Linked DNA regions of Homo sapiens: region 2 is linked to region 1. The links are chromatin loops, found by intact Hi-C in ENCODE. Cell type or tissue: IMR-90. All regions are shown on one strand. Each heading gives the region's core, and the rest is flanking DNA. Links, peaks and the distances in the headings are about the cores only.

Evidence for each region. A loop is a pair of places that touch in the nucleus more often than their neighbours do. Peaks named below come from ENCODE experiments on the same cell type or tissue, not always from the same donor. Only the 100,000 strongest peaks of a DNase experiment are listed, where the experiment ranks them.
Region 2: a loop joins it to region 1, with 5 times the contacts of the local background. A loop is called at or near these places in 5 of 110 quality-filtered maps.

Annotation. Positions count from the first base shown.
Region 1 is chr16:3,683,405-3,696,031 of GRCh38, forward strand. TRAP1 (TNF receptor associated protein 1) reads right to left here. Exons shown (of 18, transcript NM_016292.3): 2 at 7,423-7,581; 3 at 5,651-5,733; 4 at 2,592-2,732. Among named protein-coding and RNA genes, the nearest start is that of TRAP1, 28 kb to the right of the region's middle. In IMR-90, for the core only: a CTCF peak has its summit at 7,211 (motif pointing right); a DNase peak (open chromatin) is centred at 7,177.
Region 2 is chr16:3,941,313-3,953,939 of GRCh38, forward strand. It overlaps TRIDDENT (TRIM28 interacting DNA damage repair enhancing non-coding transcript), which reads right to left and starts at 9,132. Exons shown (of 2, transcript NR_120311.1): 1 at 8,960-9,132; 2 at 6,297-7,517. It also overlaps a transcript of ADCY9 not described here. In IMR-90, for the core only: no CTCF peak of the experiment used is centred there; a DNase peak (open chromatin) is centred at 5,029; H3K27ac peaks cover 1,314 bases.

The DNA.
Region 1 (12,627 bases), core at 6,138-8,637:
AGACGAGTTTCACTCTTGTTGCCCAAGCTAGAGTGCAATGGCGCGATCTCAGCTCACCACAACCTCCGCCTCCCGGGTTCAAGCAATTCTCCTGCCTCAGCCTCCTGAGCAGCTGGGATTACAGGTGCACACCACCACATCTGGCTAATTTTTGTATTTTTATTAGAGATGGGGTTTCACCGTGCTGGCCAGGCTGGTCTTGAACTCCTGACCTCAGGTGATCCGCCCACCTTGGCCTCTCAAAGTGCTGGGATTACAAGCGTGAGCCACTGCACCCGGCCATAAGGTTTCAATCATAAGGGAAGCTGGGTGTTGGAGTAGATGGCAACGCTGTACTATCTTTAAAATTTTTCTGAAAATTGAAATCTGTTCTAAAATATTTACTAAAAAAAAAAAAAAACTATAGATTTTTCAGATGTAGACAGAAATCATCTGTTGCCAGGCGACCCGCACAATGTGATTTTAAAAGGAAATGGTGAGACTAGGCGCGGTGGCTCCCGCCTGTAATCCCAGCACTTTGGGAGGCCAAGGCAGTCAGATCACTTGAGGTCAGGAGTTTGAGACCAGCCTGACCAACATGGTGAAACCCCATCTCTACTAAAAATACAAAAATTAGCCGGGTGTGGTGGCATGTGCCTGTAAACCCAGCTACTTGGGGGGCTGAGGCAGGAGAATCACTTAAATCCGGGGGGCAGAGGCCTCACTGCAGTGAGGTGAGATCATACCACTGCACTCCAGCCTAGGCAATAAAATGAGACTCTGTCTCAAACAAAAATAAAAAGGAATTTGTGAGGGTTTACAACAGGTATATACATAAAATATTTGACATCAAAAGAAAAAGATGATTTTGCCACCGGAATGATACTGTTGTAAGATTCTTACAATGAAGTGTTAAATATCAATTCAAGCTAGACAGTGATAAATTAAGGCTGCATATTTTATTCCCTAGAAAATCCCCTAAAAATAACAAAAAGCAATGTAGCTGAGATATCAGTAGATGAGATGGAATGGCATAATACCTCTGAGACCCCACAAGAAAGCTTCCTTTTCTAAAACTTTAGGTAAGAATAATCTATCAATATTAGTTAATTAATTGTAATAAATGGGCTGGGTATGGTGGCTCATGCCTGTAATCTAACACTTGGGAGGCCAAGGCGGGCAGATCACTTGAGGGCAGGAGTTCAAGCCCAGCCTGGCCAACGTGGTGAAACCCCATCTCTACTAAAAATACAAAAATTAGTTGGGCATCATGGCACACATCCGTAATCCCAGCTACTCAGGAAGCTGAGGCACGAGAGTTGCTTGGACCTGGGAGGCGGAGGCTGCAGTGAGCTGAGATCACACTACTGCACTCCAGCCTGGGCGACACAGCCACACTCTGTCTCCAAAAAAAAGGAAAAAAGATGAAACAAATGGACCATGACGCTCCCATCGGCTATTGAGAATAGAAAAACTGGGTCCCAAAGGATATAATGGAGCTCTAAATTACCTGCTCAAATTTTCTGTAAATCTAGAACTGTTCTTTAAGAAAAAAGAAGACAAAAGACAAAACCAAAAATCATTATTGTAACATAAATGGTCTTAGTACCAGGAAGTACTGGCACATGAGGACTGGCCCCTCTGCTAAAGACCAAGAATCATGTCCCCATGACCCCTTGCCCCAGCACATCCATTTTCAATCATCTGCAAGGAACCTCTGTGCTGAAAACAGGAGGAAAGCACAGGGCGCTGCAGCCCTGCCCACAGGGCCCATTCCACAGCCAGGCCAGCTCAGCAAAGGCAGGGAGAGAAGAAACCCACTCCCCACCCAATCCTTATGACCAAGGGCTATGACAAACAGCTGGCACGTACCACGGGGCTCAGTCTGGATTCTCTAAACCCAAGAGGGAGTGCGTAAAGCTGACACCTCACAAAAGCCCCTCCTTTAATTAAAACAGCCATCCCTTCACAAGTCCATTCATTCACGCGTGCCTGCATTCATTTATGTGGCATGACCTTCAGAGCAAGCCAGCACCCTAAAAGGGAATACTCAGATCCCACCGAGGCCAGTCTGTCCACCTCTCCACAGAGACAGACACCCCCGCAATGACGCCGTGACCCTGGGATGACAGGTCCTGAGGCAGCTGTCTTTGGATGCAATGTCTCTCAGGGCCCCTACCTGATCCTCTTTGGCCTAACTTTTCAGCCTTAAAATTTCCACAAGGCTACAGCAGCAGCCACAGCACTGCTTCGTCGGCATTTTGAGGGGAAAACGCAGTTAAAAATATGAAAAGAGTACATTAAAAATAAGATATGTTTAGATATGTTAATACCTGCATATACCAAAACCCTGTGTGGCCATATGCTAAGATGTTACCAGTAGTTATTGCTGGATGATGGGGTGATTTCAAATTTTCTTCTTTTCTGCTTACCTGCTTTTCCAAAATTTTCTATAATGAATGAGTGCTACTGTAACACTAAATTATAGCCAGAGTTATCCTGGTGGTACGGACGGCCAGTACGTCCCTGGGACCCGAGACATCACTAGAAGGCGGATCCTGTCCTTGCTGCATGGCCGGGCCTGCCACACGCCTGGACACTGAGGGAGGTACCTGGATGGTGATGGTGCCTTTCTCGGCATTGGTCTGCAAGTGAATCTCCATTTCTGGCAGTGCTTGGCCGTCAGACACCAGTTTGTGACGCAGTTTTTCCAAGGCATCGCTGGCATTGGAGATCAGCTCCCGTATAAACACCTACAGGAATAGAAATGGGAGGCACAGACAATGAAGGACACTCATCCTGCAGGATCTATCTGGTCAGCTGCACTTCCAATAACTGTTAAAAGGTAGAGGAGAATAGTCAATTCTCAAAGCATAAAGAGTTTCTGCTTTAGTCAAAGGCAGTTCCTCTGGGCCGGTCACAAAGTGACTGAAGGTGCTGACTTTCCTTTCAGGATTTCTTTGAGAGTCTCACTCTGTCACTCAGGCTGGAGGCTGCAATCACGGCTTATTGCAGCTTTAACCTCCTGGACCCAAGCAATCCTCCCACCTCAGCCTCCTAAGTAGCTGGGCCCACAGGCATGCACCACACCCAGCTAATTGTTTTAAAATTTTTATAGACACAGGGTCTCGCTATGTTGCCCAGGCTGGTCTTGATCTCCCAGGCTCAAGTGATCGTTGTGCCTCCGCCTCCCAAAGTGTTGGGATTACAGACGTGAGCCACGGTGCCTGGCCCTTTTCAGGATTTTTAATCAAGCCTGAAGTTACGTGTCCATCTGTTAATTATAACTTTAAGAAGAGCCCTCTGGCTGGGGTTGGGGGCTCATGCTTGTAATCCAGGCACTTTGGGAGGCTGAAGCAGGTGGATCACTTGAGGTCAGGAGCTCAAGACCAGCATGGCCAACATGGCAAAACCCAGTCTCTACTAAAAATATTAAAATTAGCTGGGCGTGATGGAACACACCTGTAATCCCAGCTACTCAGGAGGCTGAGGCAGGAGAATCGCTTCAACCCACAAGGCGGAGGTTGCAGTGAGCCGAGATGGCACCACTGCACTCCAGCCCCGACAGAGAGAGACTCTGTCTCAAAAAAACAAACAAAAGAGGCCTGCGAGGAACAATTTCTTTCCCAACTCCTGCACAGGGATGACGGCATATCACTCAAACATCCATTTCTCCTTGATATGGTTTGGCTGTGTCCCCACGAAAATCTCACCTTGAATTGTACTCCCATAATTCCCACGTGTTGTGGGAAGGACCTGGTGGGAGATAAGTGAATCATGGGGGCCGTTTCCCCAGTACTGTTCTCGTGGTAGTGAGTAAGTCTCATGAGATCTGACAGTTTTTTGGGGTTTCTGCTTTTGTGTCTTGCTCATTCTCTCTTTGCCTGCTGTCATCCATGTAAGACGGGACTTGTTCCTCCTTGCCTTCCACCATGACTGTGAGACTTCCCCAGCCACATGGAGGTGTAAGTCCAATTAAAGCTCCTTCTTTGGTAAATTGCCCAGTCTCAGGTATGTCTTTATCAGCAACGTGAAAATGGACTAATACACTCCTACTCCACAAAAACAGGTTCCCTAGCTTCATCTCATCTAGTGGGGACCACCAAACACCAGGTCTACCACACCCGGAGAAAAACAGGCCTCAGGGCCCAGCTGTCCCTCAGGAGCTGAAAAGCACACTGACCTCAAACAGACCTTCCATTTAAAATCAGTGAGAGAGGCCGGGTGTGGTGGCTCACACCTGTGATCTCAGCACTTTGGGAGGCTGAAACAGGCAGATCACCTCAGCCCAGGAGTTCAAGACCAGCCTGGGCAACACGGCAAAACTCCGTCTCTACAAAAAAATACAAATATCAGCCAGAGGCTGAGGAGGAAGGATGGCTTGAGCTCAGGAGGCGGAGGTTGCAGCGAGCCGAGATCATACCACTGCACTCCAGCCTGGGCGTCAGACCCAGACCCTGTTCCAAAAAATTAAAAAACCAAAAAAAAAAAAAACAAAAACCCACACAATTAAAAATAGAAAAATTAAGTCCGCAAGAGCACATAGGTGAAGAGGAAGCGGTGGCTGATCTGGGCGGAAGCTGGAGGTCACTGGGAGTCAGGAATGCAGCACTCATCAGTACGAAACCCGGAAACAGCTCCTAGAAGGCCCTCTGAGCTTTGAAATCTGCTGCTTTACAAACTTTCTTCAGGACTCTCCTTTGCCTTCCAGCAATAATCAGCATGTCAACGATGGTGGCCTTCATCTTTCTTTTTCCTTGTCCTGTCACCCCAAATGAGTTTTGCGGGGTTTTTTTTAATAGAGATGGGGTCTCTTCACGTTGCCTAGGCTGGTCTCAGACTCCTGGACTCACACAATCCTCCTACCTTGGCCTCCTAAAGTGCCGGGATTACAGGTGTGGGTCACCGCACCTGGCCCCAAATGCGTTTTAATTTCCTCAGTAACTCCTCCCTGCTCCATACACACAGGACTGGGGAACCTTCTTCCTCCGGCAGCCAAAGCCGCCAAGACCTGCAGGTAGTCCCACCAGGCAAAGGGGCCTCAGAGCGTATCCAAAGCTCCACAGAGACGGAATTCAGCAGAGCTGCACGCTAGGATTTGGGGGACTTTTTTTTTGGAGAGAGGGTCTTACTCTGTTGTGCAGGTCAGTGTAGTAACACAATCATGGCTCACTGCAGCCCCAAAGTCTGCCAGGCTCAAGTCATCCTCCCACCCCAGCCTCCTGAGTAGCTGGGACCACAGGTCAGTGCCCCCATAGCTGGCTAATTTTTTAAATTTTTTGTAGAGACGGAGTCTTGCTGTGTTGACCAGGCTGGTCTCAAACTCCTGGGCTCAAGTGATCCTCCTGCCTCGACCTCCCAAAGCACTGAGTTCCCAGGCATGAGCCACCACACCAGGCCTGTATTTCGGGAACTTTTAAAATTATTGGCAAAATTCAATTAATTCCCAGAGTTGATCCAGCCCAAAGAACCATCTGGATACACTTATCCAGGAAACCAAAACAGATTCTGGTAAAACTCCTCTCACTGGTAGCTTAAGATGAGGACCTGTCCAAAGTTTAATGCTTTCTCACAGCTAATATATTATCTGGCAATTCTCCAGAATGGCATAAAAACCAGCTTTGTGAAAAGAAACTTTGCTAGCATCGGGCATGGTTAGCAGGGAACGCACCTCTTTTTCTGAGTACAGGGACCGGGCAACAATGTCCAAAAGCTTCTTTGTCTCGGCCTGGAACTCATGTTTGGAAGTGGAACCTAGTAATGAAACACAGACACAACCAACAAAGTTTAACTTCTATTTTTGTGCAAGAATACGCTACGTCACATTCCAAAGAAAGCTTAAGTTTATGAGTTTTAAACTTTTTTTTTTTTTTTTTTTTGAGACGGAGTCTCGCTCTGTCACCCAGGCTGGAGTACAGTGGCACGATCTCGGCTCACTGCAAGCTCTGCCTCCCGGGTTCACGCCATTCTCTTGCCTCAGCCTCCCGAGTAGCTGGGACTACAGGTGCCTGCCACCACGCCCGGCTAATTTTTTGTAGTTTTAGTAGAGACGGGGTTTTACCATGTTAGCCAGGATAGCCTCGATCTCCTGACCTCATGATTGGCCCGCCTCGGCCTCCCACACATTTAAGATCATGAACAAAAAGAAAGAAGCAGACAGAAACAAAGTCTGGCTGGGCACCATGGCTCATGCCTGTAATCCCAGCACTTTGGGAGGCCAAGGCAGGAGAATCACTTAAGCCCAGGAGCTCAAGACCAGCCTGGGCAACACAGAGGGATCCCGCCATCTCTACAAAAAATACACAAAGTAGCTGACGGTGGTGGCACACACTTGTGGTCCCAGTGACTCAGGGGGCTGAGGTGGGAGGATCACTTGAGCCAGGGAGGTCGAGGCTTCAGTGAGCCATGATTGCACTACAGCACTCGGCCTGGGTGACAGAGAAAGACCCTGTCTCAAAACAAAACAAAACAAAAAGTCTCTCAGAAAGGAGGTCTCAGGGCAGGACAAATCCTCCCACTGCTGAGGCCAGACATGCCTCGGGCTATGTCGAGGGAATGCTGAGCCTGGTTTCCCAATGTGCATGGTTACGAGAACTGGACTGCCTCTAAGAACCAGATTATATGTTCTTTCTTTTTTTTTTAGAGGCAGGATCTGGCTCTGTTGCCCAGGCTGCTATGCAGTGGCAGGATCGTGCTCACTGCAGCCTCAACTTCCTGGGCTCAACCGATTCTCCTGCCTCAGCCTCTCAAGTACCTGGAACCACTGGTGTGTGCTACCATGCCTGGCTAACTTTTTAATTTTTTTCTGTAGAGAAAGGGTCTATCTTGCCCAGGTTGGTCTCGACCACTTGGCCTCAAGCAATCCTCCTGCCTCGGCCTCCCAAAGTGCTGGGATTACAAGTGTGAGCCACTGTGCCTGGACTATATTCTTCAAAAAAGCGGTTTCCAAATTAATTAGTTAGAAATCAAAATAACAAGAAAACCTCACTTCTCTTTTTAACTTCAAAGATTCTACTCTTGTCGACCCACTTAAAAGCCAGAAATGGAGCCACTTCAGGACTGGCTCCAAAGACTGCTTTTTTATACTTCAGAGGGAATGAAAAGACAGCTCCAGAATTCGGTCCTGCGCAGACTGGGCCAATGCTGAGTTTCCCCTCCCGCTTCCATGATTATTAGCAGATGTGCCATGAATCACCACTCAGGGGAGGTGCCGGACGGCAAACTCACGGGTGGCCACCAGAGGGGGCAAGACACACCCGACACTGGCAGAAGTCCCTCGCTGGGACAGAAATGGAGGGCGCAGCACTCCCTACAGCCAAGACCTTCTGATTTCACACCTAAGGCGGTGGCTCTACCAATCACTGCCTCCACCCTGAAAATGCCCCTTTACGCACAGCAGTGAACCAAAAAGCCCTCCCAGACCAAAGCACGAGCCAAGGCTACCCTGCACGCTCTCTGTGCTGCTGATAATCGAGTGCAGGGGTTCCTCCTTGTCCTCGGCGGTCTGCGTGCTGAACAGTCGTCCTGCCTGCAAGCTCCAGGCTGGGTTTCGCCTGGGGCCCAACTGGGCTGTGGTCCTCCGAGGACACAGAATTGGTTTTCCTGAAAAGACAAATATGCAGAAAGAATGAGAATTAGGAAGACACGAGAAACAATATGGTAATTCGTCCCATCAAGGGTGTCTAGCAGAAGCTAGCGTGGACATCTCTAAGTCGGGCTGTTGCTGAAAGAGAAATCCACAGGACCAAATGCCACAGTGTCAGGGTGTGGTTTTGGCAAGGAGCCCTCACAGATGTCATCAGTGTAAGATACTGTGTCTTCTCAGAACCGCAGAAGCGAAACTGGAGGGGGTGGGCTGCTGCCTTCTTTTCAGAGGGGGTCTCGCTCTGTCACTGCGATCACAGCTCACTGCAGCCCCAACCTCCTGGACTCAGGCAATGCTCCTGCCTCCGCCTCACGAGTAGCTGGGACCACAGGCACAGACCACCATGCCCCCATAATTTTTTAAAAAATTTTTTGTAGAAATGGGGTTTTGCTATGTTGCCAAGACTGGTCTCGAACTCCTGGGCTGAAACCATCTTCCCGCCTTGGCCTTACAAAGAGCTGGGATGACAGGCGTGAGCCACCATGCCCAGCTGGCAGATGCCTGCTGACAGCACTTCCCACATTCGCCTCACGGGTGACACCTCGCATCAACCTACCAAACTGAAACCTGTCTCGACCCTCGCAGCCCCTGCAGAAGCCCCCGATGGGCCACACTTCTTTGCTCTTGACAGTCAAGCAAAAAAAAAATCCTCCCAAAAGGGATCCAAATATTTAAATGTTAATATTCTGAAACTGTCTCATCTTCTAAAAGTTGATTCTTTCCCATTGCTTTTTCATCCAAAACAGATTTTTTAAAAAAAATTTGTGTACTTTAAAAACTGAAAAACAGCTGACGATGGGTTCTACCTTCTAACTAAGAAGGAGACTTGTCTTCTGTAACTTCCTGCTCAGTCCAGTGGGCTGAGAAAGTTGCCGGCAGAGCCCAGCGAGGGAGGAAAGCAGCCAATGTGTCCCCAGCCGCACGCAGTTCACCGACGCAGGCCCAGAAACCAGACACTTTCACTCCAACACAGGACTGGACCGACCCAACACCAACACCCACTGACCCCAGGGACCACATACCAGGACCCTGCCTTGGTCAGTAGATTTGCAATACGTGATGGTGTCAAGGATATGTGGCCAGCCAGCCACGCCGTGTCAAAGTCTAAGCCTAAATGAACCGCATCTAACTGGGAGCCTCTCCTGTTCTTCACAAATTTGTAACAAGTAGAAAGGAAAGACAACAGAATATCCAGGAATCAAGGTTTTAAAAATCAGCATATCAGCCAGGGGTGCGGTGGCTCACGCCCGTAAACCCAGCACTTTGGGAGGCTGAGGTAGGCGGATCACATGAGGTCAGGAGTTCGAGACCAGCCTGGCCAACATGGAGAAACCCCATCTGTACTAAAAATACAAAAGTTAGCCGGGCATGGTGGCAGGCACCTGTAATCCCAGCTACTCGGGAGACTGAGGCAGGGGAATGGCTTGAACTTGGGAAGTGGAGGTTGCAGTGAGCCGAGATCGTGCCGCTGCACTACAGGCTGGGTGACAGAGCAACATTCTGTCTCAAAAAAAAAAAAAAATTAACATATCAACTTTCATACTCCTAAAAGGTACAAAAACTTGCCTTTTTTTTTTTTTTTTTTTTGAGATGAAGTCTCACTCTTGTTGCCCAGGCTGCAGTGCAATGGTGCAATCTCGGCTCATTGCAACCTCCACCTCCCGGGTTCAAGCGATTCTCCTGCCTCAGCCTCCCGAGTAGCTGGGTTTACAGGCGCCTGCCACCACACCCAGCTAATTTTTGTAGTTTTAGTAGAGACAGGGTTTCACCATGTTGGCCAGGCTGGTCTCGAACTCTTGACCTCAGGCGATCTGCCCACCTCAGCCTCCCAAAGTGCTAGGATTACAGGCATGAGCCACCGTGCCCAGCCAAAACTTGCCTATTCTTTAGGCTTATTCCTGGACTTACAAACAGCACAAACCTGGCCTTTTGTTTTTGTTTTTTTTTGAGATGGAGTCTCGCTCTGTCGCCCAGGCTGGAGTGCAGTGATCTCGGCTCACTGCAACCTCCATCTTCTGGGTTCAAGCGATTCTCCTGTCTCAGCCTCCAAAGTAGCTGGGACTACAGGCACCAGCCACCATGCCTAATTTTTGTATTTTTAGTAGAGACGAGGTTTCACCTTATTGGTCAGGCTGCTCTCGAACTATTGACCTCAGGTGATCCACCCACCTAGGCCTCCCAAAGTGCTGGGATTACAGGCGTGAGCCACCATGCCCGGCCAACCCTAGCCTGTCTTTATCTCTATGCAGATACCTTAAAAACATCTACCACAATTCAGAAAGTATTCAAATTCCAAACCATGTAAACATCCAGTTATTTGGGCCCATGTAATTGCATTGTTCACTTTATTCGTACAGTTAAAAAAAAAAAAAAAATCCCGGGACATTTCTTCTGGAATTAAATGGTATTTGGCATTAGAGGAGTTCGCGAACAGTCTACATCAAACCAGGGTGCTGAAGTCTCTGTGCCTCCTTCCAAAGCACAGCCAGCCCTGGGGGCACAGGAGGGAAGTGTCCAAGTGCCAACACCTGCCCACAGAGCATATCAGTGTTTCTCACCATTTGTGTAAAAGAAACACAAAAAGGATAAACCAGAAACTGATGTGACTGTGTATTTTGTTTCCTAGGACTACTGAAACACAGCACCACAAACTAGGCAGTTTCAAAAAGGTCCACAGTTCTGAGCCAGGCACACAACCTCACACCTGTAATCCCAGCACTTTGGGAGGCCAAGGCAGGAGAATCGCTTGAGCCCAGGGGTTTAAGACCAGCCTGGGCAAGAAAGTGAGACTCCATCTCTGCAAAAAACACAAAAACTAGCCAGGTGTAGTGGTGTGCACCTGTAGTCCCAGCTACTTGTGAGGCTGAGGTGGGAAGATCACTTGAGCCCAGGATGTTGAGGCTGTAGTGAGCCAAGATCACACTACCGCACTTCTGCACTTCAGGCTGGGTGAGACAGCGAGACTCTGTCTCAAAAAAAAAAAAAAAAAGGTCCCAGGTTCTGGGCAGCGGTGCTTCCCACTGGAGGTGCCGAGGGAGAGTCCATCCCGCACCTCTCCCCAGCTTCTGGCAGTAGCCGGCATCCTTGGTGTTTCATGCTTTGCAGACCCTCCAGGCTCTGTCTCTTGTCACATGGCAAGCTCTTCTCTATGTGAGTCCTGGCTGTGTCCAGATTTCCCTCTTCTTATACGGATACCAGGAATACTGGAGTTAGGCCCCACCCCCATGCAGTGTGACCTCATCACAACCTGATACATCTGAAATGACCCAAATAAGCTCACACTCACAAGTACCAGGGATGAGGACGCGAACGTATCTTTCTCTTTTTTTTTTTGAGACAGAGTCTCGCTCTGTCATCCAGGCTGGAGTGCAGGGGCATGATCTCAGCTCACTGCAACCTCTGCCTCCTGGGTTCAGGCGATTCTCCTGCCTCAGCCTCCCTAGTAGCTGGGATTACAGGCACGCACCACCATGCCTGGCTTTTATTTTTAAAAGAGACATGGTTTCACCATGTTGGCCAGGCTGGTCTCCAACTCCTGACCTCAAGTGATCTGCCCACCTTGGCCTCCCAAAGTGCTGGGATTACAGACGTGAGCCACCATACCTGGCCTCTTTTTAAAAAAGAATAAAAATAGAGACAAGGTTTCTCTTTGTTGCCCAGCCTGGTCTTGAACTCCTGGACTCAAGTAATCCTCCCACTTTGGCCTCTTAAAGCACTAGGATGACAGGTATGAGCCACTGTACCCGGCCTTCAAACCCCACAGCTTGGTTACCTACAGGAGGTGTGTATTAAACTCCCCGTGGCACAAACCCGGTAGCTTACAGTAACAGACACTTATTCTCTCACAGTCCTGGAAGCAAGAAGTCCAAGATCAAGGTGCCACTAGGGCTGGTTCCTCCTGAGGCTGGGAGGGAGGGTCTGTTTGCGCCTCTTCCAGCCTCTGCAGCCTCTGGCGTTGCTTGGCTTGTGGGTGGTCATCTTCTCCCTGTGTCTTCCCTTCAGGACGTCTGCCCTTCTCCCTCTACACATGTCTGTCTGTTCAAATGTCCCCATTTTATAAGGACACAGTCATACTGGATTAGGGCCCACCCAAGTGAACTCATCTTAACTTGATCACCTGCAAAGACCCTATTTCCAAATATGGTCACATTCACAGGTACTGAGAGCTGGGACTTCAACATCTTTCGTGGGGAGACACAATTCAACCCCCAACCAGCATATGTACAGAGAATGCAAAGAAAGCGGGAAGGGGAGAGGGCTGGCAGAGCTGAGGGAACATGACACTTCCACATACATCTTTTCGTATGTCTCTCTTAGAACCATGGTCAGGTTTCTCATACTCAAAAAACAAACCATTACTTAGCCAGACGTGGTGGCGCACTTCTAGTTATCAGCTACTCGGGAGGCCGAGGTGGAAGGACTGCTCGAACACAGGAGGTGGAGGTTGCAGTGAGCCGAGGTCGCACCACTGTACTCCAGACTTGGCGACAGAGTGAGACTCTGTCTCGAAAAAAAAAAAAAAAGAAAAGAAAAAGAAAAAGAAAAAGAAACCGTGAAAACAAAACAGGGCGCACATGAACACAAAATGAAATACAAACAGCAAATATGCAGAGCTGTGACGATGACATCACCACTCTGAAAGAAGAACTAACCTAAGAGACTTCAGAAAATAGCACTTTGACTGTTACTGTAAAACTAACCTCAGAGGACAGCACACCATCACCAGGCTCGGGCAGGAGATGTGTCCCCTGCGGAGTCAGCAGGTCTGAGCCCGATTTACGCATGTGCCAAGATCAAGCGGAAAAGCTGATTGTGGCTACTGAGTTGGGGTCCTCACAGTTGAAGAAAAGTCACTGATAAGGAAGGGGCAGGAATAAACCCTGCGGGGCGGCACTGGAGGTACAGGCATCAGTACAGGCTCACAACCTTTGCCATGTGTACAGACTGGATGCAGAAATCAATACCGGAACATTTACACACACACATTTCCCAGCTCTGTCCAC
Region 2 (12,627 bases), core at 3,725-6,224, 260 kb after region 1:
CCGTGTTAGCCAGGATGGTCTCGATCTCCTGACCTCGTGATCCACCTGCCTTGGCCTCCCAAAGTGCTGGGATTACAGGCGTGAGCCACTGTGCCCAGCCAAAAGATCAAATTTGAAATAAACTTAGTGTGGTCTAAGTATACAGTGTCTATAGCGTCTACAGTGGTGGACAGTCATGTCTGAGGCCTTCACATTCACTCACCACCCACCCACTAACCAAGAGCAACTTCCAGTCCTGCAAGCTCCATTTATGGTAAGTGCCCTATACGGGTGTGCCATTTTTAATCTTTATTTTTTTAAGATGGAGTCTCACTCTGTTGCCCAGGCTGGGGTGCAGTGGCGCAATCTCGGCTCACCACAAACTCTGCCTCCCAGGTTCAAGCGGTTCTCCTGCCTCAGCCTCCTGAGTAGCTGGGATTACAGGTGCCCACCACCATGCCCAGCTAATTTTTGTATTTTTAGTAGAGACAGAGTTTCACTATGTTGGCCAGGCTGGTCTCGAACTCCTGACCTCAGGTGATCCACCTGCCTTGGCCTCCCAAGTTTCTGGTATTACAGGCGTGAGCCACTGTGCGGCCCATTTTTAATCTTTTATACTGTATTTGTGCTGTGCATTTTTTATGTTTAGAAGTGTTTGGTCATCAGAGAAATGCAAATGAAAACCACAATGAGATACCATCTCACACCAGTTAGAATGGCGATCATTAAAAAGTCAGGAAACAACAGATGCTGGAGAGGATGTGGAGAAATAGGAATGCTTTTACACTGTTGGTGGGAGTGTAAACTAGTTCAACCATTGTAGAAGACAGTGTGGCGATTCCTCAAGGATCTAGAACTAGAAATACCACTTGACCCAGCCATCCCATTACTGGGTATATACCCAAAGGATTATAAATCATGCTACTATAAAGACACATGCACACGTATGTTTATTGCGGCACTATTCACAATAGCAAAAACTCGGAACCAACCCAAATATCCATTAATGATAGACTGGATTAAGAAAATGTGGCACATACACACCATGGAATACTATACAGCCATAAAAAAGGAGGACGTCATGTCCTTTGCAGGGACATGGATGAAGCTGGAAACCATCATTCTGAGCAAACTAACACAAGGACAGAAAACCAAACACTGCATGTTCTCACTCATAGGTGGGAATTGAACAATGAGAACACTTGGACACAGGGCAGATAACATCACACACTGGGGTCTGTCATGGGGTGGGGGGAGGGGGGAGGGATAGCATTAGGAGAAATACCTAATGTAAATGACGAGTTAATGGGTACAGCAAACCAACATGGCACATGTATACTTACGTAACAAACCTGCACATTGTGCACATGTACCCTAGAACTTAAGGTATAATAATAATGATAAAGAAGTGTTTAGATACACAATCACTTACCATTTTGTTACAGTTGCCTACAGTATTCAGTGGGGTAACAAGCTGTACAGGTTGGTAGCGTAGGAGCAATAGGTTACACCATGTGGCCTAGGTGTGTGGTAGGCTGTGCCATCTAGGTCTGTGTAAGTGCACCCTGTGATGTTCACACAATGACGGAATTGCCTTATGTCGACTTTCTCAGGTGTCAATAAGCAACACACAGGCTGGGCACGGTGGTTCACGCCTGTAATCCCAGCACTTCGGGAGTGCGAGTTGGGCGGATCACTTGAGGTCAGGAGTTCAAGACCAGCCTGGCCAACATAGTGAAACCCCGTCCCTGCTAAAAATACAAAATTAGCCAGGCGTGGTGGCACACACCTGTAATCCCAGCTACTTGGGAGGCTGAGGCAGGAGAATCACTTGAACCCAGGAGGCGGAGGTTGCAGTGAGATGAGATTGTACCACTGCACTCCAGCTTGGGTAACAGAGCGAGACTCCACCTCAAAATAAAAAAAAAAAAAATAAAGCAACCCACATCTGTAATTGATCTGTATTACCTCCCTTCCATTCTGTCTGCTCTTGAAAGGGTCCAAATGGCACATCTATCTTGTCAGGTCATGCACATCTGCGTTAGGCAAATCTGGAAGATTCTTCAAAGTTTTCCTGTTTCTCCCTGTCAGTTGGCAACAAAAATCACATATTTTAAAAAACAGGAAATTTATCAGAACAGACTCAAATAAGTGTATTTTCTATGTTAATGTTGATGCAGGGCAGGTGAGCCCCCAAATTGGGGCTTAGCCTGGGAGGGTTCTTGGCTTCACCCAGGAAAGAATTCAAGGGCGAGCCGGTGGTGTTAGACAGCAACTTATATTGGAGCGGCAGTGTCCAGCAGCAGCAGAGGGACTGCTCCCTGCCACACAGGGCTACTCCATAGGCAGTGTGCCCAGAGTAGCAGCTCAGAGGCAGTGCTGCCATCATATTTATACCCACTTTTAATTACATGCAAATTAAGGGGCAGATTATCCAGACTCTAGGAAAAGGGAGGTAACTTCTGGGTGCTGGGTCATTGCCATGGAAAGGGGTGGTAACTCCCAGATGTTGCCATGGCCGCGGTAAACCGACCCGGTGCACTGGTGGGCGTGTTTTGTGAAAATCTGCTTCCACCCAGTCCCTGTTTTAGCTGGTCGTCAATTTGGTCTGCATCAGGAATCAAGTCCCACTTCCTATCTCAATGTGATGGGAGAGGAGACCCCCAATGAGGACTTTGAGACATTACAAAATGTTGGCTAGGCGCGGTGGCTCACACCTGTAATCCCAGCACTTTGGGAGGCTGAGGCAGGTGGATCACTTGAGGTCGGGAGTTTGAGACCAGCCTGGGCAACATGGTGAAACCCCGTCTTTACTAAAAATACAAAATTAGACAGGCGTGGGGGCATAGGCCTCAAGTCCCAGCTACTCGGGAGGCTGAGGCAGGAGAATCACTTGAACCTGGGAGGTGGAGGTTGCAGTGAGCTGAGATTGTACCACTGCACTCCAGCCTGGGCAACAGAGCGAAACTCCATCTCAGGAAAAAAAAAAAATTAATCAAGAAGAATCCAGGCTGGGGGCGGTGGCTCATGCCTGTAATCCCAACACTTTGGGAGGCTGAAGCGGACAGATCACCTGAGGTCGGGAGTTTGAGACCAGCCTGGCCAACATGGTGAAATCCCGTCTCTACTAAAAAATAAAAAATTAGTTGGGCATGTTGGTGCACACCTATACTCCCAGCTACTCGGGAGGCTGAGGTAGGAGAACCACTTGAACCTGGGAGGCGGAGGTTGCAGTGAGCTGAGATCATACCATTGCACCCACAGCCTGGGAGACAAGAGTGAAACTCCATCTGAAAAAAAAAAGAAGAAGAAGAAGAAGAAGAAGAAGAAGAAGAAGAAGAAGAAGAAGAAGAAGAAGAAGAAGAAGAAGAAGAAGAAGAAGAAGAAGAAGAATCCAATTTTCTTCAACATTATCTTCATTTAGAGTTCTTTAATTATTTTTTAAAAAATAGAACAAGGGATCCATTCCTCATGCTTCTACTGATGGCAGCTCTCCCTAAAGCAGGACATTCCAAAAACAAACAAAAAAGCAACAGCCAAACATACATGGAAGTAAGATGGTCTCTCAAAGCTCTGAGAATTGGAAAGGTTTCCTTTCAAGAAACTTGAGTTAGCTTTTGGAAAACGATCTTTTGTATGTTACTAGATATTTCTTTTTTTTCCTCTCCCCATTTTACTTAAATAACTTATTCAATTAACATCTATTTGCCAGGCTTCAAAGTCAGATCCTGGAAGAAATACAAAAAAGCAGCAAATAATGGGAAACCATCCCGGCCTGTAGGAAACTCACTAACTCGGTAGAAAGGCAGGCTTGTAAATGACACCAATACAGCGTGCTTGGGATTTCATGGGATCACATGTATTTTGGTGTTTGGAAGCACAGAGGAGCAAGTATTAATTTTTTAAACTTAGTATAATGAAAAATTTCAAATATAAACCAAAATAATAGTATAATGAATCCTGTTACCCATCACCCAACTTACAAAATAATTATCCTATTGCCAACTGTTTCATCTCGGCCTTACTACCTTGCAGGTTACTTTTTTATTTTTACAATGTTTTTTAGATATAGTTACATATAGTAAAATTCACCCACTCTCAATGTATAACCAATGCCTTTTAGTAAATTTGTAGAGTCATGTAACCAACATGATCCAATTTTTAGAACATCTCCACCATCCTAAAAATTTTACTCTCAACTTGTGACAGTTCTCCTCCCTTGCCCCAGCAACCGTTGATCTTTCTGTCTCTATAGATTTGCCTTTTCTGGACATTTCATATTTCTTTTTTTTTTTTTTTGAGACGGAGTCTCACTCTGTCGCCCAGGCTGGAGTACAGTGGCACCATGTCGGCTCACTGCAACCTCCCCCTCCTGGGTTCAAGCGATTCTCCTGCTTCAGCCTCCCGAGTAGCTGAGACTACAGGCACCTGCCACCACGCCCGACTAATTTTTGTATTTTTAGTAGAGATGGGGTTTCACCATGTTGTCCAGGCTGGTCTCGAACTCCTGACCTCAGGTGATCCACCCAATTCAGCCTCCCAAAAGTGCTGGGATTATAGGTGTGGGCCACTGTGCCTGGCCTCTTTTTTTCTTTTTTTTTTTTTTGGAGTGCAGCGTCACAAACATGGCTCACTGAAGCCTCAACTTCCTGGGCTCAAGTGATCCTCCTACCTCAGACTGCTGAGTAGCTGGGGCTACAGGCACACGATGCCCTGCCTGGCTAATTTTTTAGTTTTTGTAGAGATGGGGTCTCACTGTGTTGCCCAGGCTGGTCTCAAACTTCTGGGCTCAAGGGATCTTCCCATCTCAGCCTCCTAAAGTGCTGGGATTACAGGCATGAGCTACTGTGCCCAGACTCACCTTAATTTTTAAAAATGTTCATGGTGGAGGAAGGGGCAGGAACATCCACCAGCACCAGCCAGGGTTCTCTGAAAAAGGCGCTGAATATTTTGCTCAGCTCTGTGCTTCTGTGCTCGAGCCAACCACACGTATACTTGAACACGAAGGAATGTGCTTGAGCATTAAGGAATGTAAGCCACAGGCTCATGCCTGGCTGCCTTCCAAGGAGTCATAATAGTCACGGATATCTGCTTCCAGAGGCAGATGCGGCTTGAGCCCTCCCCGAGAAGTGGGGTGTGGGAAGAGGACCCTGTTTCTGATGCAAGTTCTGGAACTGAGGTGGATTCTCTATCAAGGCACAGAGAGGAAAGAAACCTTAGTCTAATTCCCAGGTTGGCCGTCACTCCCTCTGTGCCTTACATATGCCTGAGCCTTTATATGCCTTCCTGGAAAATGGGATTCCTTGCATTTTACTGAATTTTAGAACATTTTATTAGAATTAATATACTGGTTGCTGAGGGGTTGTTGGAACCCCAGGAATCCATCACAGTGAGATTTATTCCTTCCGGTTCTAGCACATTTTGATTTAATGAGTATTGCCTGGTGCTTGAGATCAGGTCTGGTGCTGGAGTCGTAGGGGCCACTTGTGTCTCTGGATGGAGGAGGCGCCAGGACCAGGAGCTGCGGTAGGAGGAGCACGGCCCAGGCCCTTGGGGACACCCCTGCAGCAGGGGAGGCAGTGCAGACGCAGGGAGGCCGAGCTGCAGTCTCCGCTCGGGGTGCAGCGCCTACAGGAATCTTTGGAGGCTCGGCACAGGTCGAGGTCACCCCAGCCAGAGTCCCCAAAGCCCTAAGTCCGTGTAAAGAAACCCAGGAGGGCTTCCAAGCCAGCACGGACGGCCGAAGATCCTCCAGGGCTTGCGGCCACTGCGGTTCCATCTGCCTGTGCGGCTCCCACCTCTAACTGTGGCCACCGTCTTCCCAGTGCCCCATAGTTTGCTCATGGGGAGATTCCTGGTGATCATAGGTCCTCTGCAGCTATCTGAAGGGTGAGTTGATGAATGAACAGACAGGTGAATGGAGGATGACCACGACAGTTTCTGGAGGGCCACAGGTTGGGCTGGGCTGGGCGCCTTGAGAACACGTGGGTTCTTGTTTCTCCCGGAGGTCTGGCATTCCCTGGTAGCATCCAGAAGGCCGAATGCACCTGAGTGTGCTCTGCCTTCCCTCTTAGTCTAAGCCTTATTATTTGTTTAATTATTAATTATTATTATTATTATATGTTTTTTAAAGACAGGCTCTCACTCTGTCACCCAGGCTGGAGTGTAGTGGCGCCCTCATGGCTCACTTCAGCCTCCAACTCCCAGGCTCAAGTGATCCTCTCACCTCAGCCTCGAACTCCCAGGCTCAAGTGATCCTCTCACCTCAGCCTCCTGAGCAGCTGGGACTACAGGTGAGCAACACCATGCCTGGCTAATTTTTTTTTTTTTTTTTTTAATATACAGATGGAATCTCACTGTTGCTCAAGCTGGTCCTGAACTCCTGGGCTTAAGCGATTCTCCGGCATTAGCTTCCCAAAATGTTGGAATTACATGTGTGAGCCTCCACGCTGGGCCCCATAGCCTAAGTTTTTTTAAATGTAATTTTTTTTGTTGTTGTTTATTGAGACAGTCTCGCTCTGCTGCCCAGGCTGGAGTGCAGTGGTGTGATCTGGGCTCACTGCAACCTCTGGCTCCTCCCAGGCTCAAGCGATTCTCCTGCCTCAGCCTCCTGAGTAGCTGGGATTACAGGCACTCGCCACCACGCCCAGCTAATTTTTGTATTTTTAGTAGAGACGGGGTTTCACCATGTTGGCCAGGCTGGTCTCAAACTCCTGACTTCAAGTGATCCACCTGCCTCAGACTTCCAAAATGCTGGGATTACAGGCATGAGCCACCTCGCCCATCCTCAATATATATTTTTCACTGAGATCTAAATCACATACCATAGAATTTTAATGTGTACAGTTCAGTGGTTTTTAGTCTTTTCACAATAAATTGAGTTTTTGAGTAGACAATGCATTCATATGGCTTAAAATTCAACGATTACCAAGGAATATACACGGAAACATCTTCCTTCCCCGCATCCCGCATACATAGATCATATTATCTATTTCTTGACTATACTCATAGATATTTTATGCAAATACAAGCAAATGTATTCCGTCCCTTTTTAATCTACATGGTGGAGAACTATATGTACTGTTCAGCATCTTGCTTTTTTACTTAACTTGGAGGTCCTGCTGGTACCGAGCTTTCTCATTCCTTCTGGTGGCTGCCTGGTATTCTAGTCTATGGATGGATAAATATTTATTGATGGATATTTAGGTTGTTGCTACACCTCAGCTTTTGCAAACAAATGCTGCAAAGAAGAACCTGGTGCATGAGACATTTTGCATGTTCGGGCAGATCTGTAGAAGTAATTCCCAGAAGGGCGCATGTTTTTTACATTTTGACAGTTCTTGCTAAATGGCCCTTTATAGAGGTTACACCAGTTTTAATTCCCATCAGAATTTATTTCCAAACCTATCATGAGATACGCCAGCACTGACAAGAATCCTCACTGCGGCATTGTTCATCGCGCCCCAAACTGGAAACAGCTCAATCGATCCTCAGCGGAACGGAGAAATCATGGCCTCTTCACGCGATGAAATATTATGCTGCAATGAAAAGAAACAAAATTCTGCTGCACACGGCAGGGAGGAATCTCCTAGGCGGATTGATGAGTGAAAGAAGCCAGACACAGAACGGTCCTTACTGCATGATTTCTGTGATATGACTCAACCCCGAAGTCAAAAGGAAGACGCAATCTAGGATGACAGTGATGGAAACAGAGGTGACCCTTGGGCGGCAAAGGGAGTCTGCTGAGCGTCTAGAAACGTCGTATATCTTGTTCGGAGTGATAGCTGTATGGGTGCATCAGTGTGTGAAAACTCACCGAGCTACGTGCACTTTACTGATGGAAGTTGCACCCCAACAAAAACTTAAAGGGTTTAAAAATATTGCCCACACTGACGCGCAAACAACACGACCGCCCCAGCAGGCAGACTCCTCCGATGCAAAAGCTTAGGTGACAGGCTGTCTTTCTTTTGTCCAGTCCTGAGCCAGATGTGGGTTCTGGGCCAAGGAGGTGAAGCACGAGGCTCCCTCTGCTGCCTCCAGAGCTGTCCAGGGTTCCCCTCTGCGCCCCCAAAAGCGCAGGGTCACACCAGTCGGGGAGGAAGGACCAGAGCGACTCTGCGCCCTCACCCCACCGCCTCCTTCTCTGTTTGCTCTCTGACCGGTGCCGTTTCATTGTTCCCTTCCTGGACGCCATCCCCTCGTCCAGACAATTCCCTGCACCAGCTGCCAAGCAGCTGCCTGGCTATTTATAGCCTCTGTCATCAGCCCCTTCCTCCCGCCCTTGGCCCTACTCCTGGGACCACTCTCCCTACCCCCACCCACTTTCCAAGGGTCCGGCTGTGTCCAGCCAACCAGGAGAAGAGTGGGGACAGTAGAGGCTGAGTTCGTTGACAAATATCATACAACACAATTTTTAAAATGTTTCTGGAACATTCCAGGACCCGTTGTTGTGGGGAGGGGCCTGCCCTTGCTGAGCTGGTCCCTTGGTCTCCTGAGGTGATCTCAACTGTGTCCATGGCTTTTGGACAAGGTGAGACGAACTTAATTCTTTTTTTTTTTTTTTTTTTTTTTGAGACAGAGTCTCGCTCTGTCGCCCAGGCTGGAGTACAGTGGCGTGATCTCAGCTCACTGCAACCTCTGCCTCCTGGGTTCAAGCGATTCCTGTGCCTCAGCCTCCTGACTAGCTGGGATTACAGGTGTGTGCCACCACACCCTGCCTGTTTTTGTATTTTTCAGTAGAGGCAGGATTTCACCATGTTGGCCAGGCTGGTCTTGAACTCCTGACCTCAAGTCCACGCCCCTTGGCCTCCCAAAGTGCTGGGATTACAGATGTGTGCCACCGCGCCCGGCCTGTAATCCTACTGGCCGTCAAATCCACTTTAAAAGCAGTAAAGGCATTTGACTCCTTCCTGTTTCTCGTTCCTTCTCACCCCCACTCAGGCCATCTCCCCTCGCCCCACCACTTCCTCCCTGCACCTACCTTTCTTCCTTCCTTTCTCGGTGAAGTGAAGGGTCACCTCTCATTGTGGAAGAAGGACTAGTAAAGCCAGCTTTAAATGAACATTACTGGGTTGGCCTATGCCAGGCAGGCGCGAGGTCTCTATTCCCCATGTGACAATCAAGCTGGGTGCGTTCACGCCCAGGATGCTGGGGTTGTCCCACCTCTAGGTTTGGAGTGGGACGACGAGGAGAAGCAATTTGTTCAGGAGCAGAGAAAGTTCGCTTGGCTGTGACTCATCGCCTCTCCATTGAGAGTCTCCGGCGGGTCCGTGATCATCGGACACGATCATGATCCGTCCTCAGGCCCCGCCTGTGCAGAGTGCGCGGAGGCCAAGGAGTTATTGGCAGAAAAGCAAGAGCGGAATGAGCTTGCGTACTTGAAGTCTGTGGCCGTCTGCCAACATCTCCTTCAAATATGAACATTCTTATTTTCGCTCTGGAAGTTTTTGTCAGGTTTATTGCAAATGCAAGGGTGGTGAGCAGACAGAAAGAAAATGGTATTTACTGAGCTGGAAGGACTGTTTTCTCAACCGTTTCTCAAGAGCACGCAAGGAGACGTGCACTTTCCTGGGTGACATCAGGTTCTCCGTGGGGATTTTAATCCAAATCAGATATGGCCTTGTTTTACGAGGGATCCTCTTGGGTCTCAGGGTGTGAGGATTCATAATAAGTACACGTCCATCCAGTACATGGCGAAGACCATTGTAAGCCACCCCTGGAAACACATACAAGACAGATGGGCACGCAGTTCACAGGATAGCGCAGAATTCTAATGAATTTCATTGGCATCAAATGTTATGTTCCTGTAAACTGAGAGCCATGAAATTAGAATGAGTGCCTCACAATAGTTCAAAAGTGACTCACTTCATTGAAAAAACGTCTCGGAAACATAAATTGGTAAATCAAAACTAAAACTAGTACCCTTTAAAAAAAACTGAGAATGATGTCCCTAAGTTTTTTTTTTTTTTTTTTTGAGACGGAGTTGCGCTCTTGTTGCCCAGGCTGGAGTGCAATGGCGTGATCTCGGCTCACTGCAACCTCCGCCTCTTGGGTTCAAGTGATTGTCCTGCCTCAGCCTCCCGAGTCACTGGGATTACAGGCACCCACCACCACTCCCAGCTAATTTTTGTTATTTTTAGTAAAGAGGGGGTTTCACCATGTTGGCCAGGCTGGTCTCAAACTCCTGGCCTCAAGCAGTCCTCCTGCCTTGGCTTCCCAAAGTGCTGGGATTACAGGCATGAGCCACCGTGCCCGGCTGGGATGACTATTTTAATCTCAAGAGAGCCATCTGGGTTCCTTCCAGGGCACAATTCTATTTAAGGATATACTTTCTTATTTTTACACAAGTTTGATAACTGGATAAAAAAAAGACGAACTTTTTTTTTTTTTTTTTTGCATGGACCAAAAAATGTAGCCATAAGAGCATTTGTTAATACGCACGTCTAACATCCTCCTTCCCACCTCCCTGTGCAGCACAAAGTGGTAAAGACAGCAAGAATTTTCTTTCTAAACAGTTGGGCTGAAATTAAACAACAACAACAACAAAAACCCAAATGCCCATTCTCCTCCCAGCGGAAGTACAACCTCTCTTTGTATCATGTTACTCATCCGCTGCACACACCTGTTCATCCAACAACAGCTAACAAAAGTCAGACTCCGAGTTAAGCGATGTACACATCACAGTTTGTGCTGGAAATCTGATCCAAGCACATGGACAGAACTTTCTATGGTTCTCGGCTCCTAAGCTTGGCAGCTTGTTTTCAGCGTATTCTTAAAAACCTAGGAAACTGGCAATCATACTTCTAAGTTAAAAGATTGGGAAATCAGGCCAGTGAATAAATACTTACTTTGGATCTGCACTATTGATGAAAAATAAAAAATCACTGGAAAAAAATGAGCCCCTTTCTTCTATTTTTGCTCAAAGCAGTCCAAAGAAAACAAGTTTTGGTTCACTGCTGTCTGTGAGCTCAGTGTTGAACAAATTCCAGCAAAATCACAGAGAAAGTTGGAACCAGATTTGCAGCGCTCTATCTCATACATGTTTCTTCTTCTTCTTTTTTTTTAAGAGACAGGGTCTCGCTCTGGTGCCCAGGCTGGAGTGCAATGGCACAATCACAGTTCACTGCAGCTTTGAACTCCTGGATTCAAGCGATCCTCCTGCCTCAGGCTTCTGAATAGCTGGGACCACAGGCACGCACCACCACCCCCAGGTGCCTTTTATATCATTTGTAGAGATGGGGTCTCACTATGTTGCCCAGGGTGGAGTGCAGTGGCATGATCATAGCTCACTGCAGCCTCCAACCCCTGTTGCCAAGGCTGGTTCCAAACTCCTGGGCTCAAGTGATCCTCCCACTGTGGTCTCCTAAAGCACTGGGATTATAGACGTGAACCACCACAGCTACCCCGTGGTTCTTAAAAAGGGGTCTCCTTAAAAAGGAAGCTTCACCTTCCTTTTTGGTGTGAGGGAGACAGACCGTCAGGGAGAGGGCACTTTGTTCTTCTAATTGCCTTTCTGCAGAGGTTCCTGCTCAAGGAACGGGACGCCTAAACCTCAAATCCCCAGTGGCATTCAAGGCTGCTCGCAGGCACAGGGCGTGTTCTGGCCAATCCTGTTCGAGCAAGGGGAGCTGACATTGGCCCAGCACAGGCAGGCTGCACAGAGCTGCAGCCCATTCTTCCTGGAAGCGCCTGCATCAGAGCCAAGGACAGGCCACCTAGTAGCAGTGTCCCTGGAGCCTGGTGCTTGGCTCAGTACATTAAAATGCAACAACCAGGCCGGGTACAGCAGTTCATGCCTGTAATCCCAGCATTTTGGGAGGCTGAGGTGGGCGGATCACTTGAGGTCAGGAGTTCGAGACCAGCCTGGCCAACATGGCGAAATCCCATCTCTACTAAAAATACAAAAATTAGCTGGGCGTGGTGGCCTGTGCCTATAGTCCCAGCTACTTGGGAGGCTGAGGCAGGAGAATCACTTGAACCTGGGAGGCAGAGGTTGCAGTGAGCCGAGATCGCGCCACTACACTCCAGCCTGGGCGACAGAGCGGGGCTCCATCTCAAAAAATATATACGTATTTCACAGATACAGTCCTTCCTCGTTTTGGTAATTGACAGAGCATAAGCAGTTTTTAATTTTTTCAAATTTACAATTAGGCTCCTGCACGGCAACTCTCTTCCTGTGAACTGAAGGGAAACTTGGAGTCTCCCTCTCCACAGGGTTCTCGTCTTCTGGAAAAGAGAAGATGGGAAAATGCGGATAAGAAGAGGGTTAGAGGGGAGGAAAGAAATAAAAACCGAGCAATTTCTAGAAAACATGATGATTAAAAAAAAACCATCCACGCTTTTGGAATGGACGGATTCTTTAACACCTGTGGATTTCCTTATTCTGTGACTAGCAAGCTCCCAAGCCCACAGGTAGGAAGCTTCAGCCAGTGTGTGTGGAAAAAACGCCGGTTTTGGGATACGACGGACAAGTCAGAAGCCTGCTTGAACCGCCGTCACCCCTTTGCAGCCATCCAACACCACGAACAGCAAAAACATCAGGTTCTGGCAACCTGTGGGGACAAAGTGACCATCAGCACGGGGAGGTCGCTGTCAGAGCCGCGTCACAGCTCTTACGCCTCCCAGAATGGTTTTTGGTGTGAGGATTGC